Linked DNA regions of Mus musculus: regions 1, 2, 3, 5 and 6 are each linked to region 4. Evidence: chromatin loops called from intact Hi-C (ENCODE). Cell type or tissue: left cerebral cortex. All regions are shown on one strand. Region 1 has its middle 26 kb from the start of Extl2. Region 2 overlaps Cdc14a (CDC14 cell division cycle 14A). Region 3 has its middle 8.0 kb from the start of Gm31651. Region 4 holds the start of Gpr88 (G-protein coupled receptor 88). Region 5 overlaps Gm26544 (a long non-coding RNA gene). Region 6 has its middle 25 kb from the start of Gm26344.

Region 1 (5,000 bases), 220 kb before region 4:
CCATTTGTTAGGTCATTTGGTTATTACTTATCTACATGGCATGACTTCTCACCTGTAAGTTCCATGCTAGTGTGACAATGCCTATGGGGATGCAAACTCGAGGGAAAATGTGCTTGTCTGATAACACGTCCAGTGTGTGAGGCTGTGAGCATGGCTCCATCAGAAAGCCACAGACATCTCCTGTGATGGCTTTTTCGGACTGATTCCTCTCCTCTGGTCCACATTCATCTTCCATTCTTACATTGAAGAAATGCAGAAGACAGCTTGCTTTTCTGAGAAGGACTTGGGGGAAAAAAAGCATATTTCGGATGTGCCAGATAGAAGCATTACATAATACTCTCTGTATTCAAATAGCATATCTTGAATCTGAGAAAGCTGGCAAAAATGTATTGGAGAAAGCTAAATATAAATTTTAAAGCATGTTTGCATGCATAAGGGTGTGTTTGTTTGTTTGTTTGTTTGTTTGTTTGTTTGTTTAAATCACAAGCAATACACATCTAGTAAAGGCTATCAGAATGGGAACATTCTTTTTTCTTTTTTTTTTTCTAGAATCTTCCAGGTATCCAAGTATTTTAACTTATTTTTTTCTCACCTTCCTCATGAAAGAAAGGAGCAAACAAAATGATTAGCAAAATTTCTTTCCAATTGTAAAGTTTGATGACCCTAAAGCAGGATGTTGAATCAGTTGTTCTTAAAAGGTAGCAAGCATGGATTGAACATGTAGTTAAGTTAGTGGGATGCTCTCCTGAGATGCACAAGTCCACAGGTTCAGTCCCCAGCACAGCATATGCTGTGACGCATGTGGGGCACACACTTTAGACTCAACAGAAAGTGGAGACAGGAGGACCAAGTCATTCTTGGCTACAGGGCAAGTTTGAGGCTGCCCTGGGCTACTTGGAGCCCTGTCTTCAACAAAAACAGTAGCATCCATGTCTTACTTTTGGGCAAAAGAAAATTCTACCCTGCAACATCCCCATCTTGAAACTCGGTGCTCTCACTTACAGCCTAGGCTCAACTGTCCAGAGCAGAGCGTCGGAGCAAATTCTGATGTAAACACGGCTGTGTAGCCTAGTGTTGGAGGATGGATCACCATCCGACAAGTATGCTGGGAGCGGTTATCTCTGAGGACACTCACTCCTTTTTTTTTTTAAACAAAACAAAACAACCAGTTGTTTTATTGAGAAAATAGAGGAGATGCCTCCATCTTTTCCAGGTGATCCCTATCAGAAGTGGGAGGTGGCAATGTGGCATGCTTTCCACAGGGGAAAATAGTCTGGGCAGGCCCCAGAAAAGTAGGGGTGTCAGTGGGGGAGGGCTGAGTGGGACCTGAAAGGCAGGGGGTGAGTGGTAAAGATGCTAGCTGCTGAAAGAAAGTGTATAGAAAAGAGGTACACTTCCCAAGGCCTAGAGCTGCCTCCTTCCAATTCTTCATAAATAAAATTTCACAGTAATAGAAGAATGCCTACATCTAGGTCTCAACCGGCCAGTTTCAGGCCGGGAGTCAGTATTGGTGAGGTGCCAAGGGTGAGACCTGGCTTGGGCTGTGCTCAGGGGTCACTGTGCCCTGGGGGGCCAAGAGCACTGCTTTTGTGCCCTGTGACGGGGCAACACCCACTCCTTAACAACATTTCTCTTATAGCAGTGGTTCTCCACCTATAGGTCACAACCCCTTTGGGGAGTTGAAAGTTCTTTTCACAGGGGTCACCTATGACCATAGGAAACCACAGACATTTATATTACAATTACAGTAGCAGAATTACAGTTATAAAGTTGCAATGAAAATAATTTTATGTTTGGGGGTCACTACAAGGTGAAGAACTGTATTAAAGGGGTGTGACATTAGGAAGGTTGACAACCGCTGGTTTATAAGGTGCATATGGAAAGTTGCCACAGGCTAGCAAGAACCATAAATTTCTACTTACAGCCATTGATGTGCCAAACCCAGAATGCAAATTTGAGTTGCGAAGACTAAAGTCCTACTTACGAAACACAATTTTTAGGAATTAACTTTCTTACCAGCAGATGTCACTGCAGCCTAATAGACTGATTTCTGTCACTTTAGCTCCCTTCCAGTAAACTTAGCAAATCTTTTACCTTAGCGGTGTCCCTGATTTTCCCTAAGAATGTCTTCTGCAGTGAAGTTAAAGAGAGACTAAGTTAGGGAGAGTGAGTTGACTCAGCCAGGAAAGGTGATTGCCACTAAGCCTGGGACCTGAGTTCAAACCCTGAAATCTACATACTGGAAGCAGGAGACGGACTACCTAAACTTGTTCATTGACCAATACCTGTATGCCATGCCATGTTCATGGCCCGCCCCATGATTAATTAATTAATTAATTAGTATGTTATTAAGTTATGTGAATCCTGGCCTAGGTTGATCATATTAAATAAACTTATATCACCCATTAACATATTTTATGTAACAATGAGGTTTCTCAGTTAAACCAAAGGCATGATTTTAAACACAGAATTGTACTGTGCAATAAATTATCAGAATAACTCACTATTTCAAAACTCAGCCATCCCAAATAGTAGGAATAAAAATTCATTTATCTCTGGCAAGTATAGCTCTTGTATAATAATAATAGTAATAGTTGTAGTAATAATGATAATAATACAATAGGAAATAATAAAATAATAATCTAACAAATAATAAGACTTAAATCATGTACTATTGCTCTTTAGAATGCAGCCTTTTGCTTTTAGCCAAAGTTTTTTTTTTTTTTTTTTTGAAGTAAAAGCAAAATATAATTTTTATTAGATATTTTCTTTTTTCTTTTTTTTTTTCCATTTTTTATTAGGTATTTAACTCATTTACATTTCCAATGCTATACCAAAAGTCCCCCATATCCACCCACCCCCACTCCCCTGCCCACCCACTCCCCCTTTTTGGCCCTGGTATTCCCCTGTACTGGGGCATATAAAGTTTGCAAGTCCAATGGGCCTCTCTTTCCAGTGATGGCCGACTAGGCCATCTTTTGATATATATGCAGCTAGAGTCAAGAGCTCCGGGGTACTGGTTAGCTCATAATGTTGTTCCACCTATAGGGTTGCAGATCCCTTTAGCTCCTTGGCTACTTTCTCTAGCTCCTCCATTGGGAGCCCTATGATCTATCCATTAGCTGACTGTGAGCATCCACTTCTGTGTTTGCTGGGCCCCGGCATAGTCTCACAAGAGACAGCTACATCTGCGTCCTTTCAATAAAATCTTGCTAGTGTATGCAATGGTGTCAGCGTTTGGATGCTGATTATGGGGTGGATCCCTGGCTATGGCAGTCTCTACATGGTCCATCCTTTCATCTCAGCTCCAAACTCCGTCTCTGTAACTCCTTCCATGGGTGTTTTGTTTCCAAATCTAAGGAGGGGCATAGTGTCCACACTTCAGTCTTCATTCTCCTTGAGTTTCATGTGTTTAGCAAATTATATCTTATATCTTGGGTATCCTAGGTTTGGGGCTAATATCCACTTATCAGTGAATACATATTGTGTGAGTTTCTTTGTGAATGTGTTACCTCACTCAGGATGATGCCCTCCAGGTCCATCCATTTGGCTAGGAATTTCATAAATTCATTCTTTTTAATAGCTGAGTAGTACTCCATTGTGTAGATGTACCACATTTTCTGTATCCATTCCTCTGTTGAGGGGCATCTAGGTTCTTTCCAGCTTCTGGCTATTATAAATAAGGCTGCTATGAACATAGTGGAGCATGTGTCCTTCTTACCTGTTGGGGCATCTTCTGGATATATGCCCAGGAGAGGTATTGCTGGATCCTCCGGTAGTACTATGTCCAGTTTTCTGAGGAACCGCCAGACTGATTTCCAGAGTGGTTGTACAAGCCTGCACTCCCACCAACAATGGAGGAGTGTTCCTCTTTCTCCACATCCTCGCCAGCATCTGCTGTCACCTGAATTTTTGATCTTAGCCATTCTGACTGGTGTGAGGTGGAATCTCAGGGTTGTTTTGATTTGCATTTCCCTGATGATTAAGGATGTTGAACATTTTTTCAAGTGCTTCTCTGCCATTCGGTATTCCTCAGGTGAGAATTCTTTGTTCAGTTCTGAGCCCCATTTTTTAATGGGGTTATTTGATTTTCTGAAGTCCACCTTCTTGAGTTATTTATATATGTTGGATATTAGTCCCCTATCTGATTTAGGATAGGTAAAGATCCTTTCCCAATCTGTTGGTGGTCTTTTTGTCTTATTGACGGTGTCTTTTGCCTTGCAGAAACTTTGGAGTTTCATTAGGTCCCATTAGCCAAAGTTTTATTATTCAAAATAAACACGTATTAACTGACAATTTCATAAATGTATGCGGTGTATTTGATAATAGTCACCCCTTCACATTCCTCTCTCTTCTCCCCTTTCTCGATATCTTTGGAACCCTTTCTTCCCCCCTCTTTCTTCTTGGCCTTTTTAAAAGACGATCCACTGAATTTAATTAGAATCGCTTGTATGTGTATGATCAGCAGCTATACCACTGAAGAAAATGGCTCCCCTTCCCCTGGCAGACATTAATTACCAATAACCCCTCAGCTGGAGGTGAGACCTCATGAACTCTAGTCCCAACTCAGAAAAAAGCTCTAAATTTCAACAGCAGGAGTATCACCTCTTATGTGCTGACCCTCAGGCTACACTTACCCCTAATGCTACAAGCTGGTACTACAGATGCTAGGACCATCCGCACCGGGAGGGAACAGTGACTGATGTGCATAGAAGTAATTGTGTGTGATAAAATTTGTGCAGCAAGTCACACCACTGGCTTCATGGCTGTACTCTTCCTTTGATGTAACAGCTTGTTTTTTAAGTGTTAATTCAGGACACTCTTAAGAAAATCTCTTCTTACTTTTTAGTGTTAGGTGAAATTAAAGAGATATTCATCCAAAGAATTCCACAATAATGATATGAAATAGGGAAGTACACTGATATAGGGATAACATTAGGTGTATGGAGGGGGAAATTACTTTTATAAAGCAAAACTCAGTGTTTTTATAAAGTGAATCA
Region 2 (5,000 bases), 76 kb after region 4:
TCCACCTCCACTTGCCCTTAGATCCCTGGGCCTTGGTGGAGGCTGGGGAGTGATAAAAAGGCATCCCACTTAGGACTGAGTGCTCCCAAGTCGCTCACTCTCTGCTCATTGACCACAGTGGATCACTGCTAATTCCCATCTACTGCAAGAGCAAGTGATGCCCACGTGAGCTCACAGAGGCTGTGTCAGTGCTCACCAGAGCTGCACAGGTTCAAGCATCAAGGGTCCCAGCATTGAGACAGGGAAGCAGACACAGGGTTCCAACCCTAACCAAAAAGCCATTTCCTGACAATGGGAAACAGTTTTTCCCAAGAGAGTCTCCCTATTCGTATTAACCACATCCCAGGGCATGCCCCACTCCCAGAAGTTAGTTGACCAACACAAGATGAACCCCATGTCTTTGTGGGCTGGGGAGCTTTTGTTTTGTTTTATTTTATTTTGTTTGGGCTTTTTTTTTTCATCTTATTGGTTTTTTGTTTATTTTGATTTTTGTCTTTTGTTTTCTTGTTTTGAGAGAGACAGAGAACATGTCTCTGGGTGAGTAGGTAGGTAAAGAGGATAGGAAAGGAATTGGGGGGAGGGGAAACATGATAAAAAAAATACTGTATTAAAAAAGTATATAAAAAAGGAAAGCTATGCCCCCCCAGTCAGTTGATCCAAAATATAGCTTATAAATATACAGATATACACAGAACCTTGTCATAATAATACTGACTAGGAAAAGGCCAAATTAATCCCCTAGGGAAAATGCTGATTTTTTGTTTGTTTGTTTGTTTAAATAGGAAACTGAACTTCCTTCAAAAGAGACGATCGGCGTGTCCCATACTAAAGCTTCATTATCACACTCCATAGGCTCCCAGGTTCTGACACATGGCATATGGGAATGGTGGGCCTTGTCCTGCATGTGAGCAAACTCTAACAGCATGGGACCACCACCATGTTACCAGAGTTAGGTCAGAGGCTGGGTCCCAATTGCCCTTCCCCCTACCCCACCTCGAGACACACACACACACACACACACACACACACACACACACACACAGAGCCAAGTACAGCCACCTATCCGCAGTGGTCTAACTAAAGATATATGTGAGAGTAGAAAACAGAAAGGGGGATTCACTCAAGGTGTTGTAGTGAAGAGTGTGACCCCCCTCTTAAGACTTGCAAAGTGACCCGACAAGTTGTCAGTGATATGAAAAAGAGAGAGAGAGAAAGAGAGAGAGATCTCCCTCTAGCTGGCTTCTCCCATCAGGAAAATGCTGAGGAAAATCCATTTTCGTGGGGTTCATAATCTCAACAGCCTGATAGTCAAACGCGGCTGGCACAAGATTCTATTTAGAGTCCTTTCGTTCCCGCCGGGAGGGTTACAATAAAACAAACTTAGAGTGCCAAAGAAACGTTCAGAACAAGCCAGCTCTCTGCCCCAGGAGAGACCAGAAGCAAAGAAGAGAGCAAATGAACACCTTAGTCTAACAACCCAGAGAGAGGACTACTGTCCTGCAAGCCAGGGTCTTCCCCGCACAAAGAAGGGCGAGAGAAGAGCTGCGCCAAAGGTAGATGCAGCCTGGCTTCGGGAACCATCCCTAAATCGGGGGCCATGTGCCGGTCGCTTCCCTGTCTTCCCAGGCTGCTGGGAGAAGAACGCAGCCTGGCATCACTGCTCAGAGCTCACATGTTCAGCAAAGTTCCTCCACCTACTCAGATCTTAAACATAGAAACAAGGGCCTACAAAATGGTATTTTAATTTCTGTCAGAACCAAAGCCACACTGTCTGAATAAGGCAGTTACAGCAGCGCTCCGCACATGAAAAGAACAGTACCATCCCCAACACCTACTGGCCGATTTGCATAACCGTGCAACAAAAAACCGCCTTTGTGGACGCAAAGCCAATGTGAGCAGCGCCACCTCGCGGCACCGTGAAGAGCTGCGAGTGGCATGCTAGAGGCTTCATTCCCAGGAGTGATTCGTCTCCGCGGAAATGAAGATCACCAAACTAGAAAACCCACAGTGGAATCTGAGCTCCTTCCGACTTTAATGTAACGCTCAATTTTAACTGGAAATCTTGCGTTTTGATTTGTTAAAAGCTGGGACCTACACTTGCTCTACCTGACCAGTGCCCACTCCAGAAGCCAGGTATTCACTTGCACAGCAAAGTCTTCCAGTTAATTCTGAGACAACCCACATCGAGTAATGGGTGGGAAGACCCTCTATTCTATGAGGCATAAGACTTAGGGGAGGGGCGGCGCGAGGGTGGAAGAGTAGAGAGACCCGAAAGCCATCGAGAGGAGCTAGGAGGAAAGTCAGTAAACCTGCCAAGCAAGAATGGGGGTCCTGCAGTTAGAGCCAGACACTGTCATGACCCAGATATAATGCAGGTGCCCGTGAATGGGGAGTGTAGAGAGAAGAGAGCCCCTGGGACTCACGGGCCAGTCAGTGTAACCAAAAAGGCAAGCTCCTACTTCAGTGAGAGACCCTGTCTCAAAACTACAAAATTGGAAGACTTGAGTTGTCAAACTCTGGCATACACACGTGTGAACACACAGACACACGTACGCGCATATAGAAACACTAAATGTCAGATGATGGAAGAGTACGAAGAAAAGATGATCAATTCTGAAGGAAGCGTTACTTCCTTCTAGTGGTGTTCAGAGTCAATGCGCCTGGGCTCAGAAGAGTCACAAGTGCATGCCATGACTTGTCCAGAAAGCTGGGCCCCACCACCAAGGCGATTAATCCTTTCTTTAGGGAAGGGATTATTAAAATGGGCTCATGTTCCAACTATCTAGTACAAAAGAAAAACATCCCATTGTATCCTATCACCCGCAGGTCTGGCTCATTATTAGGTGGGTCTGGGCCCGCCCTTTCCCAGCACAGTGGCCGCTGAGAGCTCACACACACCTTTGCAGTGGACCGCGATGGCCCCCTCGGTGTTCTCACAGATGTTCAGGAATCTCCGCACGATGTTATCGCTGGGGGTGCTGCCGTCTATGAAGAACAGGTCATAGTGCTCGAAGCCAGCGTCTGTGAAGCGCTTCGCCTCGTAGATCTTTTTGTTCAATCTCACGATCGTGGTCACGTTGTTCTTTTTGAAGTATGGAAAGTAGGCTTCGGGAGCGTGGAGAGGGTAACCTACAGGCAAACAAGGGACAGTCAGCAGAAAACCACAAGGAGCCATCAAAGTAGCGGCTGACCTAATTGAACACCAGAGGCGACTACAACCTACAAAAATAAAAAAATAAAAATGGCAGCCTCTGGATGACTGGCCAAGAATCCAGAATCCAGGAAGCATAATCTTGGAGACCCCAAACAAAGGCAGTTCCGAAGTACTCAAATGGACAGAGCAGTGCTGGGGTGATTTGGGGCGACATTCCTTCTTGAACAGTATTCTTTAACAGATTCGTTTCAGCTACAGCGAAGGCTTTTTGGAAGCTAGAGGTAGCGTTTCCATCTATAACACCACTCCCCGTGAAGCAGGGTGGTGATTAATTATCATATGCAATGTCCGAGTCACACCTTGTAAGCTTTCTCAAAACCATCTCCTTAAAATAACAGCTGGGAACTGTGGGATGGAGGTCCAAGGGTGCCACTGGACAAGAGAAATATGATCAAGGGCCCTAGTGCACAGCATGTTGCCTATAGTTAAAAACAGCGTGCGGGACTGGATCCATGTGTTAAATTTGACGGTCGCTTCATAGTATATACATAATTTTAATCAATCATATGTGTAGCATAAACATATGCATGTCCAATAAAAATATTAGTATTTCAAAGTAAAGTTAAGAGAGTAACTTTTGGTAGACCCTTTCTTGACAGTGGGGGGAGACAATCTCCACGTGTCCTGGCATGTCCCCCAGCAAGCAAGCATTCTTGTTACTGATCTACTCTTGGCCGGTCATCCAAAGTGACCACGGGAATTTGGGTCACTGAAAACCTTGCCTTGCAGCCCAGGGGTTAAGAGGACTAATTTCCTAACACACCAGTTACCACCAATCACTCATTCAGGATTCACCCATTCAGGGTTCGCCAGCTGCTGGCAGATTCCTGGCAGCCCAGGCAAGTGAAGTGACCTCATTCACAGGGATCACGTGCTCCGGAGTATGACCCCGAGGGGATCACGTGCTCTGGAGAAAGAATGACCCCGAGGGATCATGTGCTCCGGAGTATGACCCCGAGGGGATCACGTGCTCTGGAGAAAGAATGACCCCGAGGGATCATGTGCTCCGGAGTATGACCCCGAGGGGATCACGTGCTCTGGAGAAAGAATGACACCCCCCCCCCCAGATCACGTGCTCCGGAGTGAACCAGAGGGTCTCCATACTATGCTCTTGGCTGCACCCCTGCTCACCCTGTCATTTTTAAAAATTTTCTCTCAGCTCCAAGCCAGGCTTCCAACTCAGTCTTTGTAATTCTGGGTCCACCTACTACTCCATGCAGACTACCCTTCTAGCATACTTCCGTTTGCTCTCAAAGTAGGAGAGATGGCAAGACAACCAAAGGAAACCTTTCTTCCCGTCTGTCAGCACTTCAGCCAGAGCTCCCATCTCGGCTTGGCATGCCTTGAACCGGCCAGATGTCTTCCCTGACAGCAGAGTCTCTGGTGCATTCCCTTCAGAGCCCTGAGGACCAGCAGAGGCTCTTCCTCCACGGGCCTCCGTCCTCCCAACTCCCCTTTGTTTCTTTCATCCCTCAGCCTCAAAGGAACCCACTACCTTCTCCATCGCCCTCTGCATCCTTCGTTGCTGTCTTTCTTCTTAGTCTCACTGTAGCAAACTCCCTGTACTAAATTTCCTCTGAATGCCTAACATCAAGAACTCTGATGACAGATGCTGTTGGAGACGTGTGGAAAGTGGAACTTTTATTCAATGTAGGTGGGGTGCAAGCTAGTACAGCCATTGTGGAAATCCTCATGGAGATTACTCAAAACATTAAAAACAAATGGACCGTAGGACTTAGCGTACCACTCACTATATCCAAAGGACTCCTATCACAAAGATACCTAC
Region 3 (5,000 bases), 62 kb before region 4:
ATGTTGCAATCTACCATGACGCTAAAGTCATTTAGCTGTGCAGTGTAAAGTGTTCAATTGAATAGAAAAGTGTATATGTGAAATATAGCTACTGGCAAAAAATATTAGAGCCATAAATAGAATACTTCATCTCTGATGCTATCATTGCACTTAAACACTTGTCTTCTCTTGCCTGCATTACTGTGACAGCCCCCTCACTGGTCACTGGTTTAGGCTAACCAAAGATTCTTTCCATGGTCCATTTCTGCAGAGCAGCCACGGCAATTCTTGAAACACAAATTCTGCTCAGAACTCACCCAGGACAGCAAAAGAGATTGCTCAGTGGTTAAGTGTAGCTGCAACTTTTGCAGAGAACCAAGATGTGGTCCCTAGCACCTACATCAGGCAGCCTCTGAAGGCATCTTCACACATGTGATAGACACATCCCCACACACAGAAATAGATATAAAGAAAATATATCTTTAGAAATGATTTCCCAACGCTGAGGATCAAATAATTTAAGATTCCACATGATCTCTCCAACTTGATGCCTACTGTTCTCCACACCTCTTACTCCCACCACAGTGACTTCCTGCGCCTCTTAAAACATGCCTAGTTTATCATAGTTGAAGCTCTCACCATTCTCTCTGGGATGGGCTTCCTCCAGACCACTTGGATCTATTTGTTGCCTTGTCATCATAGAGCTGTTGAGACCTGCCACAAAATGGAGTGGTCCTGGCGCCTTTATACTTTATTACTTTCACTCACTTTGTTTTTATTGTATTCTTTACTACCAGATGCCACTATTTTCTACTCTTTCCATATCTTCCTCTCTTCATATTTCCTCCCCACACCAACCTGTTTTCAGCCAACATTGGTTCCTTTCATAGCTTGGCAGTGTTTGCTCTGTCTTGGTCACACTTGTCACATCCCGAGTTCTCATTTTACTACATCCCTCTTTGACGCTCTAAGAAGACCCACAAATGTCTCAAGCATCTCTCTGATCCAGTCTTCAACACACTTCCAAAACCTCCAGTTGTTTGCCTGCTGCTTAGATGCTAATCTCCTTAGTTTAGCGTATACAGGGCTACAGTATCACTTGCTGTGGAGCCTCATCCTCCACCAAAATGGACTTTCACGCTCTTTGATCTTCTCACTCAACTTAAAATGTTTCCATTCATATTTTCCTCAGTTGCTTCTTGCAAAATATTATTCTTAAATTCCCAATGTAAAGAATATGTATTCTCTTAAGCCTGGTATGTCAAAGCCCAGTTGAAGATGGCCCTTATTCCTCTTACCTTCATAGCAAGTTACTTGAATCACATGACTAAAAATTCATATGTATCAACAATATTTCAATCTGGTAAAAATGAGACCTTTTTCTAAGATGTAATGGTTTTCTTATTTTCAAATATTTACTGCCTTCCTTCCTCACAGAAAGATTGGACCTATCGCCCTTCACAACAGGTGGCTATGTGGCTAGCTTTGATCAATAAATTTGAGCAGAAGTTATATGTGTTCCTTATTACCAAAGCACCGTATCATGAAGCTATTGTGAGGAATTATAACCAAAGATCTAGTCAGTGTCAGGAAACAAAACCAGACACTAGAGTCAGAAGTTTGAAGAAAGCAATGTTATTGTTCTTTTTGCTATGCCTCACAAATAGAAGGCCTGAGCAATGTGTTTAAAAAGCAAATATAAAGAGCAGCCAGTCAATATTATTTGATATGTCTGTCTTAATAAAATCATTTGATGGGCCACATCAGTGGAGGCAAAATGATCCAGGATGAACTACAGTAGGGCTTATGAACTTGTGAGTGGGCATTCACTTTAACTTGATCCCATGGTGAAAGCAATCCTACCCATTGACGCTGGCACCTTCAACGCCTTAATCATTTCTGGTTAGTCATGTGGATTTTCATATGACTAACTGCCCTTGGCAGGCAACTTAAGCAAGTTTATTTCACAGTCAGCAGCCAAGGGCTTCCTATTTTCAGTTTTACCCTCAATGGGAACCAGCCATCCAGCTGAGCATTCAAGACCTGTTCTTTAGAGTTCACTAGGACCAAGAGAACTCAGTCCACAGGCCAGTGGACTGTGTACAAGTCTTCTCAAAACAACCACCTTTAATAACCTGGACCAGAGTTTATAGAGAACAAATTTCCCTCTTTAGCTCTGATACATATCTCTAGGGTGATTTGAGTGTCAAACGCCCTCTTCCTGGGTCCATAAATCATAAACTCAGGATTTACTTAAGTAGCTTAGTCATATGCTAAATATTACAGACAGGAAAGATCTGAGCACCAGAGGATGGGAAGGCCGGGGTGAACTCTTGCCCGGCCTTTCCCCTCATCTAGACTGAGCAACAGAACAAAGTAGTCTACCTGGTTACATGATCGGCAACTCTGAAATTCAGAGACTCTATACAAGTGTACAGATTCCCAAAGTTGTTTTTCTCTGTAAAACACATATCCTGCTCTCACTTGGACAACTTTTACGATGACAGACTGTGAAACTGAGGCCCTTCACTTCAGAATATACCTGCAGGGATTTCTTAAGTAAGCAAGCAGCTTTCGAAACCTCATCTGCTTCTAGCTCAGTCCAAGTGACCCATGCTCTAGTAACATCTTCTGATGATAGCCCCAGTATCAGTGCTTCTGAGTGCCCCTTCCCCTCCTAAATAGAGACGATTCTTTTAAAATAAATAAATAAATAAATAAATAAATAAATAAATAAATAAATAAATAAATTGAACAGGCCAAGCCTGATAAGTCTAGATAGAATCCAAGAGGAGATTAACTTCATGCCCTCCACAGTTTAAACATGGTCATTGTCTGACTTATTGACATAGAAATTGTATGCCATAGTTTTCAGTTATAGGAGAGCCACCTGGCAAGCTGTCACAAGTTGTGTTCATGTGAAAGTCACTCTAGTGGATACAGAATGCAGCCAGTATGTGTTCTCTCCCTAAGGATTCTCACTGAGTTCATTCCGGCTCTTGCTTTGAATATGTCTTCAATAAATTCCATTTACTTGATTTGCTTGTTGAATGTTGTGTTCTCTATGTTTATTGTGTCTCACAGTAATCCAAGAGGCCATGTGTACAACAGCAACAAAATAAAATTATGGACAATTGGAAGGAAGAAAAGTGCCAAGACCTTCAGCATTGCACAGCCATTCTCCAGGTCTGGGCATGTTAAGCAAATGGGACATCTCCATCAGCTAGAAAATATTCCTTCAGGCCATGACAAAGTTGTGAAATTCTAATTACTGGCCCAGATTCTTTCCTGGCTAAGCTCCCATAACTGCCCCCGAGGAGAGCCCACACTGGAAACCAGCTGTCTTATGTTGCCCAGTTTCTCTCTTTGTTCACTAGTTGGAGGGAGAAAAACCAACCAAGCCAGAAACCCACTCAAGCTTCAGATTCTCTTGTACTTAGTTTGACCTCCTCCTTCCTCACAATCTGAGAACGCTGAGGACTAGCAACCACTGCCCCCTATAAAGAGATTTTTATACTCTTTTCACTTTCATTCTGCATTTCAATACTTAAAAGCATAAGACTCGTTGTGTGTTGCTTTGGGGTTTGCAAGGAGGAAAGTAAAGGGCAAAAGATAAGTGACGTTTCAGTGCTAAGAAGTAATCAGCAAAGTGAGAGGTGAGACCTGAGAGCCCCACCCTTCTCCATCTTGCCCTTCCCAGTGGCATCAAGGCCTTGGATGCAACATATAAACATCTGCTGAAAGGATGTTCGATAAGGAAAAGGCAGCTGCTCCACTGTCAACGGAGGAAACAGAAACTCTTGTCTGAAGCAGATCCAGCCTCGGAGGATGTCTTCCTCTAACAATGTTATCCTCGTAATGAGGTGCTGGATTCCTCATACTGAGGAGCCCAGATGTCTTTCTCTGGCTTCATAAGATTAAGTTCTGCACATGCAATTGACTCACAAGGCTAGAAACGTCAATTATTTCATAAGCTCAAACAGAAAGGGAAAAAACGTAATGTGTGTGATCTCCCTCCATGATGAGACAGAGGAAGGAAAATGATCACATGGAGGACTAATGTGTGTGTGTTATTATTTATGCCACGTTTCTGTCGATCCTACCCCATTCCAGTTCTATACTAACCTGATAGGAATGCTGGGCAGAGATTACAGTCTCCATTTTACGTCTGAAAAGTAGAAAGCCCCAAGAGTTGAAAGCTTCAAGCTACAATCTTGACAAGCCCCAGGCCAGAGCCCAGCTCTGCTCTTCCTAGCTGAGAATCAGTATTCCTCACCTGTCAGTCATTAGTTAGCTCTATGGCCTTTAGATTTCTGTATAGAGTGTTACTTTTCTTTAGAGGATATGCACTGTCTTTCCACCTGAAAAAACTCAGAAGACAGGGCTATGTCATATTCTCTGATCCTTTATATCTAAACAAAGTTTCTGTTGAAATGTAGAAACTCCATGATATTTAATAGCATCATATTATTTTAATAGATACTATTTGCTTTTCCAATGTATTAACTGGGTCCCAATTTTACACCTGAACAAGGATGACCTTTCTTTCTTAATGAATGCTACCTCCATTTAGTCTGAGTAAACTTATTTTCTTTGTCTGGAAAGGGTCTTGCTATGTAGCCCAGGCTACAAAGCACAAACTTTGTATCTTTACTCAAGCTCTGGCTTTTAACTTCAATATTTCCTATTCATCATTTACAATGTCCAAGTTGAGTAACTGTCAATTTTTGATCAAAGTGAACAATTAGTTTAAATGTTAAGCTAAAAACAGAGTCATTGCAAAATAACAAACTAGACAAGTAAAGCCAAACAATCCACTTCAGAGAGGATGGATAGCAACTGAAGCAGACAGTATGAGCTGCAACTGCAAGGAACACAGGTACACAGGGCCTTCTGTGGAATGACCACCGAGTGGAGGAGGAGGTGTGGCGACCAGTGGCATGCTGTTCTCAGAGCAGTATGGAAAGGCATCCTCTTTTAACATACGAAGGAACTGAAGAACATCTACTACAGGCTAGACT
Region 4 (5,000 bases):
TAGGCCTCCTGTTACTTTCTTCCCTGTTTAATTTTACAAAACGATTTCAGTGTTTTTGTTTTTGTTTTTTGTACATTGTAAATGCATCTATACATTTAGGAAATCAAAGATGAAGACTGCAAACCTCAACTGATACATTGGAGAACAGAGTCCCATTCGAAATATTCTCCTTCTGCATAACTGTCTGCCTGATTCCATCTTCAACAGACATGATACTAATAATAAATGTTTTTGTAATATATATGAACAACATAAAACAGTGTTACTTCCTAACGTGTGGCTTGTTTAACCCCTAAAACGCACAGGTAACTTGATGGAGCCAATCTGAATTTTATCACCCTGACCATTGGTTTCATTTGGGAGATAAAGTCCCCAAATGGGAGTTTTCTCATAAGCCAGGTCAAGACAAGAACTCTAGGGAGCCACGGGTTCATCTACATCTCTTTTCAGATGATTAAAAGACCTTTTCTTCTGGTGTCTGGAAGAAGTAAAATGTCCTTGTCTAATGGGTATTGCTTTGTGTACCACATGCCCAGTAAGTTCTAACATCTAGGAGCATGCAATGGCAGCTAACATTAGCTATGCAATTATGGTATTAGTGTTTAATTATGTCATGTGCATTGAGATATTTTAAAGAGACTACAGGAGTCATTCCCCTTAGCAACCATTATAGTACAGAATGTTCAAAGCTGCAATCACACTCAGAGGCAAATAAATCAGTTACAAATGTGGGTAGCAAGAAGTGTGCATGCTTCAGAATATGTGAAAGTGCTACCCAAAATAGATAGCTCCCCCTGTTTTTGCTTTTAAAATTCCATTTCTGGTTTCTGACCAATCCAAAACTTGACATTTTTTCGCTTTAACACTCGACGGTAGCTTTCCACCTTAGAAATAAATAGAGAGGAGAGTAAAATAATAAATTTGGTTTGTTTCCTCACTGGCTGAGAGTCAATCTCATTTCAAAAATGACTCAATAAAAAAAGCCCTTTTAAGAATAAAGGGCCTGAGGTCTCAGTGGCAACTCACGACGGTGTACACACCTGTGGTTTCACTCTTCCAGGTCAATATACAAAGACTAAACTCTAACAGAAGAAAGTGTGGTTAGGATACTATCTACACACAGTCTCTTCATCAACGGTATTCCCTTTGGCTCATGCACACACACACTCAAGGCGCTTCGTATATAAGACGGTGGAGGTTGGAAGGGTTGTACGTTATGATATGAAAGCTCTTTTTCAAAAGCAAACTTGAAATAAATTAACTGGTTCTCTAAAAATGCCAGTTTACAAGTCCTTGCAGTCTGAGTGTCTGGATGGACCCACGGGTGTCTTTAAAACACAGAAACAAAAGGGTAAACGTCAATGGCCGCACACAATTGGGACTCCCTTTAGGGGAAGACCTTGGTTCTGGTATTGCACTGGGGAGGAAGGCAAAATGTTCTCCACTGGGATCTTCCCTGGGGCTGGGGATAGCTTACAAAAGAAGGAGGCAGTGCGGCAGGTGGCTTAGGAAGCCTCTCCAAGCAAGGTGTGTTACCAGTGCTGGCCAGCCGCCCGGGTACCCAGTTGCGCCTGGGACATGGCTGGCACCGCGGTGGCGGCCGCGGCGGCCGCAGCCGCGTCCCCGACGCCCGGCAGGACAGATCGCACGGATCTGCGGAACTCCTCGTTCCTCCACGTGTAGAGCAGCGGGTTGAGCGCCGACAGGGCGCAGCACAGGAGCCAGCTGGCCGCCTGCACGCCCCAGGGCACCGGGAGGGAGAAGCCACTGGCCAGGCTCACCCACACCAGCGGCTGCGTGGCCAGCAGGAAGACGCAGCAGAGCAGCAGCACCGACAAGCCGCTGAGACGCCGCTGCGCCCGGCGAGGCTGCAGAGCGGCCGGCAGGGGTTGAGGCTGCGCGGGATGCGCGGCGCCTCCCGGACCCGGCGCGTGCGGGGCGGCGGGGAAGGCGGCGGCGGCGGCGGCGCAGCCGGGTAGCTGGTGCAGCAGGTGGAAGTTGAGCACGCTGACCCGCTTGACGCTGACGCGCACGCGGCGCACGATGCCCAGGTAGCAGTGCAACAGCAGCGCCGTCTGCGCAAGCAGCGCTCCCGCCGCCAGGAGCGCGGGGTAGTGGACTTGCGGTGGCTCGGCTCCGGGCTTAGGAGCCCAGGGCGGGAGCAGCAGCACCAGACCCAAGGCGAGCGCCCAGGACAGTGCCAGCATGCCCACCGTGTGGCGCCGTTGGTAGAGCACCTGGTAGGTGGCAGGCGCCCTGGTGATGAGCAGGTAGCGGTTCAGCGCCACGAGGCAATGGGACAGAAGGGACACAGTGAGCCCGAGGCCCAACAACCCGCCCCGGAGCAGGCGGTAGCTGCCTCCGCCACCGTCCCAGTCCCCCGGGGGCTCCGCGGAGCCCGAGGGCAGGAGCCCCAGCACCGCCTCCTGTGGCATCCAGAGGGCGCAGACGCTGAGATCCGCGGCGCAGCCATTCACGATGAAGGCGTTGCTGGTGGTCTGCAGCTTTCGGAAGGACGACACGAGATAGATGACCATACCGTTGGCCAGCGTGCCCCCGATGGCCAGGCCCGAGTACAGGAGAGACACCGGGATCCGCCGGCCCGCCCACGATTCTTCTTCCTCGCAGAGCAGCAGCAGCGATCCCCCGGTAGTGGTGGAGGTCGAAGTGGAGGAGGAGTTGGTCATTCTGGCCAACTCTTCACACCTCGCGCCCTAGCGTTGGCTTCGTGTAGCGTGGCCCATCCTGGCACTTGCCTGCTGGGAGGGCAAAAACATTTCTTCAGCCCGCTGTCACCGACACAAAAGGCTGAAGCCGAATAATGGGCTGGAGGAGGGGGAGAAGGGAGGGAGGTGAAAAAGAACAGGAGAACGGGGGTGGCAGATGACAGGTGCCTGCCTCAGAAATGTCTCCGATGACAGAGAAGGTCCGCTTTACACTCAGCAAGCAGCAGGGAAGCCCTAAGGTCATATCCACACCTAGGACAGTTTCCCCAAACACACACACACACACACACACACACACACACACACACACACACACGAGTTGGGAATGTGTGTTGCCAGCCGGAGCTCTCTTTACCGAGAGAAAGTAGATATCTCCTAGCTGGGAAAAACGCCAAAGAGAGGGAGTAGAGGTACCTTGATTTGGGGCCAGTCCTTAGCTGGTGATAGCAGAGGGAGAGATGCCAGGAAATACCTCCTCGGCAGCAGCATCTGTGGTCCAGAAGTCAACAGGAGAAACTGAGCTGGGACCCGTGCCAGGAGCAAGCGCCTTGCTTCTCCCGTGCAGCATCCCCACACATGGTCCCAGGCAGGAGCCAACAGCTGTGGGGAGTCTCCTCAGCTGGCAGTAGAATTGGAGAAAGTCAAGCGGTAGGCTGCAAGCCCAGAAGGGTGGGCAGGCAGGCAGCAGCAGCGAAGATGCCTGGCTACAAGAGCAGAAGAAACTGAGCTGGAGAGGAGCGCACCCTGTGCTCCAAGCAAGAGCGCTGGCTGATGTGGCAAACCCACTTGGAGCCTCTCCTGCTCAGTTATCCATCACCCAGGGAGAAGACAGCCTTTCCCTGCTTCATGAATTATTCAGTAACTGCTAACTTGTAAAAGAGAAAAATACCTTTTTCAGAGAATCCTGTGGTTAACAAATCTCTCTCTCTCTCTCTCTCTCTCTCTCTCTCTCTCTCTCTCTCTCCATTCTGTCTCATTTTTCACTCTGCCTGATTTTTTTTTCTTTCCTTCCTTTTTTTCCTCTCCTTTAAATGTTAGAGTAAAATTTCATCTCCATCTGAATCATCCTGGAGGTAAGACTTCTTTTCTCAGAGATAAATATACCCCAGTACAATTTCAGAGAAAATTACCTTACATTTGAATTGAAATTCAGCCACATACACACACACACACACACACACACACACACACACACCCTTGGCAAAGTGGGACATGAGTAATTAGCTACAGAAAATATGCGAGCCTTAGCTCAAATCATAATTTCAATTCCTTTTCCCATCGCTAGACACCTCTCCTCTTGGCTTGTGTTTCGGCGGGATGAGAGAAGTGTGAGTACCATAGTCAGGCGATCTAAAGATGGAGTCCATCGTCCAGCTAGACAATGGAACACCAGTTAGCAATGAAGAGGAATCATCTGTCAAGACATAAAACACCTAAGGAAACCGGAAATGCTTGTTATTAAGCAAAAGAAGCATCTGAAAAGGCTGCGCACTGCCCAAGCCCAACTGTATTCCATACTGGGAAACGTAAAACTGCAGGGACCACCAGCTGTCGGGAGGGGGGGGGGGGGGGCTAGGGACCGGGAGGTGGAATACAGGGCAGGGAAACTACTCTGGATGGTACTCTGATGGTGGAAAACATCACTGTACGTTTGTCCAAACCTACTAGATAAACACCCAGAGAACCTGTGTGTAAATTATGGGGTCAATGTAAACGTGTCAGGATGCTTCATCGATTGTGACAAATGAGCCAATGTAATGGAAGATATGACAACTGGGAAGTTGTGTGTGTGCTGAGTAGGAACTGTGTGGTGATCCCTCTCCTCCTCCTCCTCCTTCTTCCTCTCTCTCTCTCTCTCTCTCTCTCTCTCTCTCTCTCTCTCTCTCTCTTTCTCTCTGAACCTGCACGGCTTTTGCTAGGCTGGCTGGCCACTGATCTCCAAGAATCTTCTGTTCCTGCTCTCCCAGAGCTGGGATTACTGATATGTGCCACCATGCCTGGCTTTTTATGTGCGCACTTTGGATCTGAACTCAGGACTGATACTTGTTTGTCAGGCACTTTACTGCACCCTGTCCCCAGAACACACTCAGCAACTTTTATTCAGGCCTGCTGTGATTATTAAACTAAAGTTTAAAGCCTATTTTTGAATAGTGGGTGTTGGGGAAAAGCAATTTCCCTGAAGACTCCATAGGATGAATGAGAAGGACCTCTGAGCTTTTCATGATATGGGATGTCATGGAGACTCACACTCAGGACTCAAATCTGCTTTGGTAC
Region 5 (5,000 bases), 89 kb before region 4:
ATGTGTTTAGGCCTCCCCATGGGCCTGTTTCTCCCATCTCGGAATCTAGGTGAGAACAATTCCCATGCAAGCATGCTGTAAGCTCCAAGCCCTTCCAAACCCTCTTAGGATCATGGGAAAATGATGATACTCTAGGAACACTGCTTAATGCTACTATAGAGACCTGCATAAATGCTGGAAAATCTATGCTCTTCAGTTCCCCAGTCAACTAGACTTGGAAAGGGAAAAATACAAGAGAAAGAAATCCAAAGACTATCAGAAAGATTGCATCCAAAGGATGGCCCTAGAGCTGAGACTTGAAAGATGGTGCTATGTCTACCGGACTTTTGGAGAGAAGCAGCCAGGTGTGCTAGATTGACATCTCCAGGCCACCTGCACTCTCGGGTGTGGGTCTGTGGTTGTGGGGGCTTCTCTATCTAAGTGCTTTCCTCTCTTGCTCTCTTCCCAGAAGCTAGGGAGACACATCCTGCTTCAGAAGTCCTACTCCAAGCAGGGAGCAGAATTGCTCAAAACTGCTTTCTAACTTTTATTTTTTATTTTTGTAATGTGTGTGTAAGAATGCACATATGTGCATGTGTATAAGTGTGGTATATTTGTACCTGTACCTGCACACATAGAGAGGTACCAGGAGAATGTCATGTGTCCTGTGCTGTCATTCAGTCTGTCTAATATGCATCAGCCACAAATGTTTTCAATTTAGGATAGTACACAAATAGAAGAAAACACTGGATTTGTTCATTTACACATTTATTTTACATTTTTAAATATTTTATCCTTTACGTGTGTGTACACGGCAGAGAACAAAGTACGAGGGGTCTCCTGTTTCCAACATGTGAGTCCCAAGATTTGAACTCAAGTTGTCAAACTTGGTGGCAAGTGTCCTTACCCACTGAGCTATCTTACTGGCCTTTCTGTTTTAACGGAGTGGCACACTAATCTATTTTAATTGAATGAACCAGTCTCTGGGTTGAGCTTCCATGCTAGTGAAGACTGAATCTCACAGGTTTTCCGGCCAATGTCAAAAATGCAATAGGATATTTTTAAGGGGTTGCCTTCCTCCTTCAGGCCTAGATTAATCTCTCCATTTCTTAGTAGCCTAATTCAGCATGGGGAAAAAATTAACCTGAATGTCAGAGGAAGGAAAGCACTATCTGTACACACTGTACACACAACGACAGTTTTTCATATGTGTGGAATGTTTGCACACTCGGGCACATCACACACACACACCCAACACACACACATGCACATACCACTAAAAAACAGTAATCAGCCACTTCCAATGTGTGGTCACAATAGATGGCTACTTCATCTTGCTGTAAGTTACCTATCTGTTCAAATGTCCAGAGGCACATAAAATGTGTGTGCCTGTGTGCCTCTTGCCAAGAAAGATGCCACATAAACAACTTCTTAGTGATTTTAACCTTCCTCACAAATATTTCTTGCACAGAGAGTACAGAGGAAGTGACACGATGTCCAAGCAAAATATGCAACAATAGCAAGAAACACACTTGACTGGCTGTCCCCCGAGCCCTCACACAGAGCGTTTGTGGTACTGTTGTCCTTCTTTCTGTCCTCCATGCCTCTGACCCTTTTGTTTTCATTTCCTTATTTTTCTGTCCTTCTTGGCTGTCTCTGCAGCATCCTCTTAGATAATTATTGGGCAAAAGGGAACAGGAACCTATGTTCCTTTTTGTAAGAATAACAGTATCTGGTACAAAAGCCAACAGTCGCTTTTGTAAGAAGAGGCAAGACCAGACTGTAAGCCACAGGCATCGTAACTGGTGCTTCGGTGTAATCCCGTGCTCAGGGTGGCTTTATTGAGGTAAACCGTTAGGGAGGTGCTCAAACAGTAACTTGCTGTCGTCATCCTTTCAGTTTGAATTATGAATTCAGCAGTGTTATCTTTTACACTTTTTTCTTCAAAAGTTAAGGTTTGTATGGTTTGAATTCAAACTTACTTAAGTTTCTTCCTGGACCAGGGTCACCCCTTCCATCCTCCAAAGTGACATGTTCCAGGAGTGTCAGAACTCTGTTTTATCCATTCTGTTGTATGATTGGGAGGAGAGTTGAGCATTTTGCCTCAGATGTGGTAGGTGCTTTGTATTCACACTGCATGTTCAGTTGGTCTTTAAAATTGAACAAATCCATATCTTTGTATAACAGTTATTGAAATGTCCTAAAGTTGGGGCTGGAGAGACGGTTCTGTGGTTAAGAGCACTAGCTGCTCTTCCAGAGGACCATGTTCAATTCCCAGGACCTACATGGCAGCTTAAAACTGTCTATAACTCCAGTTCTAGGTAATCCAATACCCTTAGAGAGAAGGCAAACAAAAAATAAATAAGTCAAAAAATAATCTAAAATAATAATAGCCCTAAATAATATTCCTAAGGTTCAAGACATCCATAGAAAGACAACACTGATTCTGTTGTTTCCTCCCATGACCCATCCAACCATACTGGTCTGACACAAGTGCTTTGAATTATAGCCAAAGCTTATGGTATTTCCACTTCACTTTTCAGCATGTATATTCTTGATTTATCAAGCACACATCTTCCTTGCTGCCGTTTTGCATGGGTGGTAAGTTAACATCCTCATACCTTCGGATGCTCAAACATCCTCTGTCCGTAAAGTTATCTCTCAATTTATGGTAAAAGAAATAGCTAATGGTTGCACCCCAATAACAATGCAAGTATTCTTTGCTGGTTGAGCTAAGCAGTATGCAGGAATTATATTTTTCTCTGATAGCAGCTCACAGGTTTTCCCTTTGCATGGACTTCTGGGATTGGTTAATCCATAATGCCTGCCGAATGCTCACCTATAGTGTCGTTCAAGGGCTTCGTTTTCTTGCCTCTGGAGCGCTTCCTTTTGGGTCTCTCCATCGTTCTGCACAGTTGTCCTTACAGGACTTTCTTCCCTTGGCTACTGTAGCACAGCAAGCTGTCTCACAAGCCTCTCTTTTCTCCTTCCCTTTTCCACAGCTCTCCAAAGCTTTCTAGGACAGAACAAGTGGGAGTTCCACTTTCTGAGATCTTGTCTGTGTAAAGTTTAACTGTTTCTTTATGTGTGATAACAGAGTGTGAACATGTGAAATAAGATGGGAAAAGAACATATGTAACAGCCCAGAGGCAAGAGAGTGGGATATTTTAGATCTGAGAAGGAAGTGTCACAGGTCTGTATTAACCAAACAATAAAATATTGGACCACAGCACTAAATTCTCAAGAAGACAACTTGAAATGAATGCAAAAGAAGTCATTTGAGGCAAACATTAACCCAGAGATTTATAAAAGAAACAGGGCAACTTAGACGAGCCTTCTCTGTGCCATCTTTCTGGGTTAGAGACAATACCATCAGTGATACTCACAGCCTAAACCAAAGTTGTAACAACAGAAAGGTACCGTGAAGAAAAAAAAAAGTGACTCAGAAAGATTCACCTGATGCCTTCCCACACTTTCCACGTGAGACCATGTGACTGCAGCATCATGAGGTAACATCCATGTCTACTGAAGGAGATGTTCATTTGGCTGACTTGGGAGTAGGAACGGGGAGGACTGTGAAGAGGGCCCGAGTCACTATGAGATTACAATGAATGGGAGCCCATCTCTTCCCACTCCTTTCTAAAGCATGGCTGACTTTAATGCCTGGACATCATCATCTGGTTCCCTGAACTCTCTCTGGCTAACGAAGCACACTTGGTACTTATTTTAACTAAAAGGGAAGTTAAATCTTTCCTTTCATGTAAGTCTGCACATGCAGGGTATCTGCCCACACATTCTACCACCTCACTAGTTTATGAGATGTTCGAGTTTCCTTATGTCAGTATACCTAAAGAAAATACCAAAGGCAAATATGTAAAACAATAAATAGCATAGGAAGGAAGTTATCAAAATATAGGAGAAATGCAGGGCATAAATGCAGGATCGATTTAATTGTTTAGTTTTCCTTTTCCTAATATCAAAGGCATAACTAAAGCAAGGTGCTTTGGCTTATATTTGAAAATATAAACAAAAATAAGATTGCAAGGTAAGGCATAGAGGTAGGGAGACTAAAAATCAGCTAAGACAACCGAGGGCTCCTGGAGGAGGAAGAGTCAGGGCTCTTCAGGGATGCAGCCTGTTATGGGTTGCCTGTGCTCAATGGATGGCCCCACCTCTCTGCTGAATATGCCAGACCTAACTGTTCTCAGTGAGTTATAAAGGAGAAAGAAATAAAAAGAGGAGACCATGACATTGAAAGAGGACAGGATGGGTTCTAGGAAAAGCTGAGCAGGGTGGGGTAAATATCAAAATATTTTATGTCCATGTATGACAGTCTCAAAAACTAGACAAAATTAAATTTAAAAAATTCAGCCAAGCCCTCCAGGACAGTGCTCTATGAACTGCAGTATTGAATTAATTGCTGGCATCCTATTAAAAGGGAAATTTTCAATACTCTTGTTACATAACCCTTCATTAGCAGCTTAGAGTCTTGGTGAGCTTTCTGGATAAATGTTTATGTGATAAGAACAGTATCCGACTATTATTCACAGGAGATAATAAAGAGCTGACTAATCCCACATTTAGTGAGGAGAGGGAACACTTCCTCAGCCAGGAAGGCAAAGCTTCATTGGGTGAATTTAACCAGTGATCAGCCAGTTTGCCAAAATGAGGCAAATGATCATAAAACTAGCTTCAAACAATTTACACCCAAAGTTTAAGTGCAAAGACCAGTACTGTTAAGTATTAAAAATTCAAAATATTGAAATATTCTATCCTCAGTATGCTCCACAAATATGCATAAGCGCTACATGCATAGTTTCTGGTGTGTTAATATCATTTATAAGCAGGCTTTGTAGTGAATAACTTCCTTTCTCTCCCATTGGGAAGAAATGGAAATTATAACAGAATATTGGATGGTCATTTTCTTTCAAACTTTAAGTTTTTATCTGATTATTAAAGTAATATACATTGGTTTACCTAATAATCACAAGTGGATAGGAGCAGTAATAAAATCCTCATTA
Region 6 (5,000 bases), 210 kb before region 4:
TTAATACAAATATAAAATATACATATATTTCAAAGTGTACATTTAAAAAGTTACAGACAGCAAATGCAAAAACTGTCAGGTGGGGTTTTTTTTTAGAACTAAAGTATATTTGCACAACAAAGAAAGAGATCCCTTTTACCATTTTGTTTAGACAGGCAAACTATCTGATCGGCATAAGAAGATAGCTAGTGAAGAGTAAGTGTATGAAAAAACTCTAAGCACCACTAAGAGATCAAAGCTACAGTGAGATATCCTCTCACTCCTGTTAAAATAGTGAGTGACTTGTAATAGCAAACACACACACACACACACACACACACACACACACACCCAAACAAAATAAATGTTAATAAGGAGGAGGCAAGAATACTTTAATCTTAGTACTTTAGTGGTAATCTAATTAATATGGCCATTGTGAAATATATTAAAGCTTCCCTCAAACGAGCTAGAAATAGAGCTGCCACCAGGCATTCTTCTCCTGTCATTGCATGGGTAACTAAAGGAATGAAATCAGTGTATTGAAGAGGTGTAGCTGGTCTGTGCTACTTTGTAGGCTCCTTTTTCTTCTACCCTTCGCCACCCTTTATCCACCCCTTCAACTCCCTAACACTAGACAGGAGAGGGAAAAAAAAGAATAAAGAGGAGAGAGGAAAAGATCCCTGAACCTAATTTCTTCTTTCTTTTTTTGATCACAACTACTAATAACCCTCAACCACCACCACCCCTGAATGACCAACAACCACCATAGCCCACCAACTACCAACCTCACCTCTCAAGGTCCTAGCATTTATATGCCCTCTGAAAAGTTCCCAGAATCCAAATGGCATACCGTTGCAGCAACTGTTTACAGCTGCCCAAATCACACGCCTGCTAAAGCACGAGGCAAATCATAGTCAGCTGTCTGAAGCTACCCTGTATCACATCCCTAGGATTAAACCAAAAACAAATTCTTATAATATTTCTGTGTTTTTTAAAGAAACGAGAATTCCAAAATTGTCACTACAAAGAGTCATCTTCCCTCCCTTGGTTACTGCAATACTCTTCTGCCAAGAGTAGCTAAGCTATGGAATCGTCTCCAGTGTCCAACAGCAGATGAATGAGTAAAGAAAATGTGTTATTATTCATGCTGGGCTACTATTCAGTCACAAAAAGAGTAAAATCTATAACATGCAGCAGCATGGATGGACCTGGAGAGCACTGTGTTGGGTAAATACATCAGACACAGAATGACAGATGTCACTTGCTCTCACTTGCATGTATGTGTGCTAAAATTTAACTTTCTATAGAATAGGACAGTGGTTACCAAGGAGAAGGTTCAGGGAGGAAAGAATGAATGGAGGGTATAGCTAGTTTGAGGTTTCTGGTGGGTGGACTGAATGATTTCTAGTGTTCTGTAGCCCAGTGGGGTAACTGTGGTGGAAAACAGCTAATTGAATATTTCAAAATAGCTAGTAGAGAGGATCTGAATGCTTTCAATACAAAGAGATGGTTAATTACAGAAACAATGGATAGGCTGATTGTCAATCTCTGGTCATTGCATTTTGTTAAAATGTATCAAAATGCCACACTGTGCTTCATAAATATGTACAACTACATGCCAAGTTTAAAAGTACACAACACAGGTGAACATATGTGTGTGTGTAGAGAGAGAGAGAGAGCATGAAAATAACCCAAATTTCTATTATTTATTAAAGGATAAACACAGCTAACTACTGATATTTGCACCAGCAAGACTGAATCTACAAAGCATTAGGTTAAAGAAACGAGGGCAGGCACAAAGAACTACATACCATGACTCCTGCACATGACATTTTAGAACATATGACACTATTAGAACAGAAAGCAAGTCAGTGCTCACCTGGTCCTGAAGATGGACTTGACTACAAATGTGTGCAGGGAAACCATGGGAAATGACCGTTTCTGTATCCTGATTGTGATGGTGGTTATGTAAGCACACATACTGATCGAAAACACATAGCCTCGTACATTCCCAATTGATGGATTTCAGTGTATGCAAAATTCATAAACCTCACTTCAATAAGCTAGGTAAACTCCACAGTCAACCAGCAGGTGTCATGCATTCATTTATGAAAAAAATCAACAGCTCAGAGCAAAATGATTGTTTGCCTAATATTTGTACCTACAGTGATCATCAACATCACATTCAAGACAGATTCAAGAAATGAAAATATCCTAAGTATTCCACCTGCTCTAAGCAACTGTGCTGAATCCATCAAGACAGAGAACAAGATGTGCTTCACTTCACTGTGTCTAATGTCTCGAAGATTGTCAGAAAATGCAGTCACAGCTTTACAAACAGTGTTTGCCCAACCTTGGCAAACTCAGTCCTTTAATGGAGTTTCCTCTCTTTTCTATGTAACCGCCTGATGAGCCTCAGGGAATTCACATGCCATAAACTTTAGCCTGAGCAAAGCAACTCGCATGCTGTTTGGCAACTTCCAGGTAAGTTTCTTCTCTTTTGACTATCGCCCTCAAATGACAAACTGCTGCCAGTTGTCAGTGCTCAATAGCAAGCTGGGTCGCACGGTACCCTCTGCTCAATAGTGTCTGCTGATGGTGGGAAAGTGGGTGATCAGAACTTACGACATTCTTACATCTTAAGACTGGGTGAAAAGTGAAGGGTCCAAAGAATGGTCAGAACAATTGAGAAGCACATGAAGTCACATGGATGTTTGCTTTGGAGGAACACAGGGTGACAGTTGGGACTTACAGACAGAAGTAAGGGCAGGAGTACACAGAAAAAAAACAACTTAAGAGAGTGAAACAGATGCATGGCTCACACAATGAGCCAGAAGGAAGTCTTAACCTTTCTCTGCCAAATACATTTGGAGCGAATTCATTTGGAGATGTCTAGAGACTCCTTAGAATAATGTTTACTTGGATTACATAGAATATTATAAGTTCATAAAAATGATACTTGGAAAAGTGTGTGGCAACTTCAAAATAACATAAAAGTGTATTTATAGATTTAGAATGATTAATATTTGGGGGACTTGTATATGTCATGTCGAACATGTCCAAGTAAGGGAACAATCTGGGAGAGTGGGTTCTATCCTTTAACCGCATAGGTGCTGGAGATCTAAATCAGGTTATCAGGCTGTGGCAAGCGCTTTCACCTGCTGAGACATCTCGCTAAGCCCAACATGGATGGTTTATGTCATAGGTACTGTTACCTTCGGTAGTTTTCATCTTCTTTCCCCTAAATTGACAATTATTGAAACCCTCGATTTAGTTTAGAGAAATTAGAGTTGTAGTTTTTCTTTCTAAACACAGCTTTGTGTTTGATGTATGTACGATTTGAGGAGGCAAAGTTATATACAGACTGTGAGATGGAAGGAAGACAGGATGGTGGGGAAGAGGAACCATGAAGGATGGAAGCCGAAGAAACTTCCTTCTGCAGGAGAGACTTTCCCCCTCTTCACAAAGTTCATGGTGTTCACGTCGTTTTACCTACAAAGCTGCAGTGCCAAGATGCTGCAAGTGGGGCTTTGTTTCCCTAACCCCCAAACCTGAAATTGTCAGTTTTTTAAGCTTGCTTATCTTAAGATCTCTGCAATTTACCCTCTTTCCAAAACTCTACTCTTACTAGCTTAGATGCTTCATTAGCTGCCGGTCACTTACTGCTTACAGTGTGTCAGGTACAACGCAATGTTATAACACGTTGTCTTATTTAATCCTCCAGCCATCCTGAGGGTAAGAGTAATTATGGTTATCATAGATATAGAAACTGAAGGCCAAGAAAGCAAAAACTTGGTTAAGGCCTCAGGACTTTTAAATGACAGAGCCAGGATCAGAGTAACATTCTCTTGACCCCTAAAGCTGTATGCTTTCTCATTTCTCCCAGTTTCTGTTATCCTTGACCTCAAATCTATGCATCTTGTTTCAATATAAGTTCTTTCTCCCAAGAGACAAATCTAATCACTGTACTTGGCTATGTATGGTCTTTCAGCGTTCTTGCACACCTTAATAAGATTATTCTGACTACTGTATGGGATGTGGATTATAGAAGGGTAAAATGGAGCAATTAGGAAGGCTAATAGTGGACAATAATCATGAGGTGACTTGATGTCTTCTGACTTCCCAGAGGGTATTTGGCAAGGAGTGTGGAGATTTTGGTTTTCACAGCTGATGCACTGTGAACACTACTGCCATCTTGGACTCTAAAGAGAAATGATTTAGGTGTTTTAAGTCAGCGTGTTAGTGGTGGAAGCTGTGAGAAGCACTTACTTCAAGTAGATTTGGAAGAAGTTGATAAATTATATGGGATGTGTTGACAGGTTGACTGTGGAGTCCTATTTTATTTTGTTTCATTTTATTTTGCTGTGTAGCCCTGGGCTAAGCTGATCTTAAATTGACTATGCAGCCCAGGCTGGTCTTGAACTTGTAAAGGTTCTCTCGTGTAATGAAATTAGTAGTGTGCTCTCCCATAGCCAGTTTTGACTCCTGCGATTTTGACCTGAACAATGAGATAGACAATAGTAATGGTGACAGTAGTAATGGTGACTGAAGGGAGAAACAGACGACAGTCCTCAGAACATTTTAGTTTTGTGGTTTTGTTTTGTCTTTATTAGAAAATATAGCAACTTTAATAACTTTAAATTTTCTGGGCCTTTGTTCATATACATACCAAAATAGTTTATTTTTAAAAAAAAATTGACTTATATAAGACCCTTAAAGTAAAGGTTGACACTCTTCAACTTTTTTTAAAAAAAGAAAATATTTTTTCTCAGTGACACTTAGTGTAAACTTGGGGACTTTGGGTTTCTTCTTAACAAATATTCTTTGGGGTAATATCAAGTTTGCAAGGAAAAATCTTACAAGATTTACATTCTTTAGTCTTTCCTCTTGATTAACGGCATTCTAAAATTTTCCAAAGTGTTACAAGCTTTGCATTCTTACAGTTTCAGTTGTGAGCCTAGCCTTTAATGGTGAGAGCATCTCTCCAGCCCCACTGTGCACTCTTGTAGTGTTGCAAGTTG

What was found. A loop is a pair of places that touch in the nucleus more often than their neighbours do. Peaks named below come from ENCODE experiments on the same cell type or tissue, not always from the same donor. Only the 100,000 strongest peaks of a DNase experiment are listed, where the experiment ranks them.
Region 1: it touches region 4 in a loop (8-fold over the local background); 10 of 42 quality-filtered maps call a loop at or near these places.
Region 2: it touches region 4 in a loop (8-fold over the local background); 8 of 42 quality-filtered maps call a loop at or near these places.
Region 3: a loop joins it to region 4, with 4 times the contacts of the local background. A loop is called at or near these places in 3 of 42 quality-filtered maps.
Region 5: a loop joins it to region 4, with 5 times the contacts of the local background. A loop is called at or near these places in 3 of 42 quality-filtered maps.
Region 6: it touches region 4 in a loop (4-fold over the local background); 12 of 42 quality-filtered maps call a loop at or near these places.

Annotation. Positions count from the first base shown.
Region 1 is chr3:116,031,851-116,036,850 of GRCm38, forward strand. No RefSeq gene overlaps it. Among named protein-coding and RNA genes, the nearest start is that of Extl2, 26 kb to the left of the region's middle. In left cerebral cortex, a CTCF peak has its summit at 2,027 (motif pointing right); DNase peaks (open chromatin) are centred at 199 and 2,040; H3K27ac peaks cover 627 bases.
Region 2 is chr3:116,325,581-116,330,580 of GRCm38, forward strand. It overlaps Cdc14a (CDC14 cell division cycle 14A), which reads right to left. Exons shown (of 16, transcript NM_001080818.2): 9 at 2,899-3,129. Among named protein-coding and RNA genes, the nearest start is that of Gm46839, 70 kb to the left of the region's middle. In left cerebral cortex, a CTCF peak has its summit at 1,906 (motif pointing left); DNase peaks (open chromatin) are centred at 1,000, 1,832 and 4,017; H3K4me3 peaks cover 547 bases; H3K27ac peaks cover 698 bases.
Region 3 is chr3:116,187,648-116,192,647 of GRCm38, forward strand. No RefSeq gene overlaps it. Among named protein-coding and RNA genes, the nearest start is that of Gm31651, 8.0 kb to the right of the region's middle. In left cerebral cortex, no CTCF peak of the experiment used is centred here; DNase peaks (open chromatin) are centred at 1,959, 3,299 and 3,793.
Region 4 is chr3:116,249,974-116,254,973 of GRCm38, forward strand. It overlaps Gpr88 (G-protein coupled receptor 88), which reads right to left and starts at 3,511. Exons shown (of 2, transcript NM_022427.2): 1 at 3,141-3,511; 2 at 1-2,759. The coding sequence starts at 2,687. The coding sequence ends at 1,533. In left cerebral cortex, a CTCF peak has its summit at 2,442; DNase peaks (open chromatin) are centred at 684, 1,223, 1,809, 2,066 and 3 more places; H3K4me3 peaks cover 3,233 bases; H3K27ac peaks cover 2,521 bases.
Region 5 is chr3:116,160,748-116,165,747 of GRCm38, forward strand. Gm26544 (a long non-coding RNA gene) reads left to right here. Exons shown (of 6, transcript XR_375975.2): 3 at 1-49; 4 at 1,983-2,092; 5 at 2,523-2,580; 6 at 2,982-5,000. Among named protein-coding and RNA genes, the nearest start is that of Gm26544, 13 kb to the left of the region's middle. In left cerebral cortex, no CTCF peak of the experiment used is centred here; DNase peaks (open chromatin) are centred at 2,999 and 3,642; H3K27ac peaks cover 224 bases.
Region 6 is chr3:116,038,905-116,043,904 of GRCm38, forward strand. No RefSeq gene overlaps it. Among named protein-coding and RNA genes, the nearest start is that of Gm26344, 25 kb to the right of the region's middle. In left cerebral cortex, a CTCF peak has its summit at 2,076; a DNase peak (open chromatin) is centred at 2,072.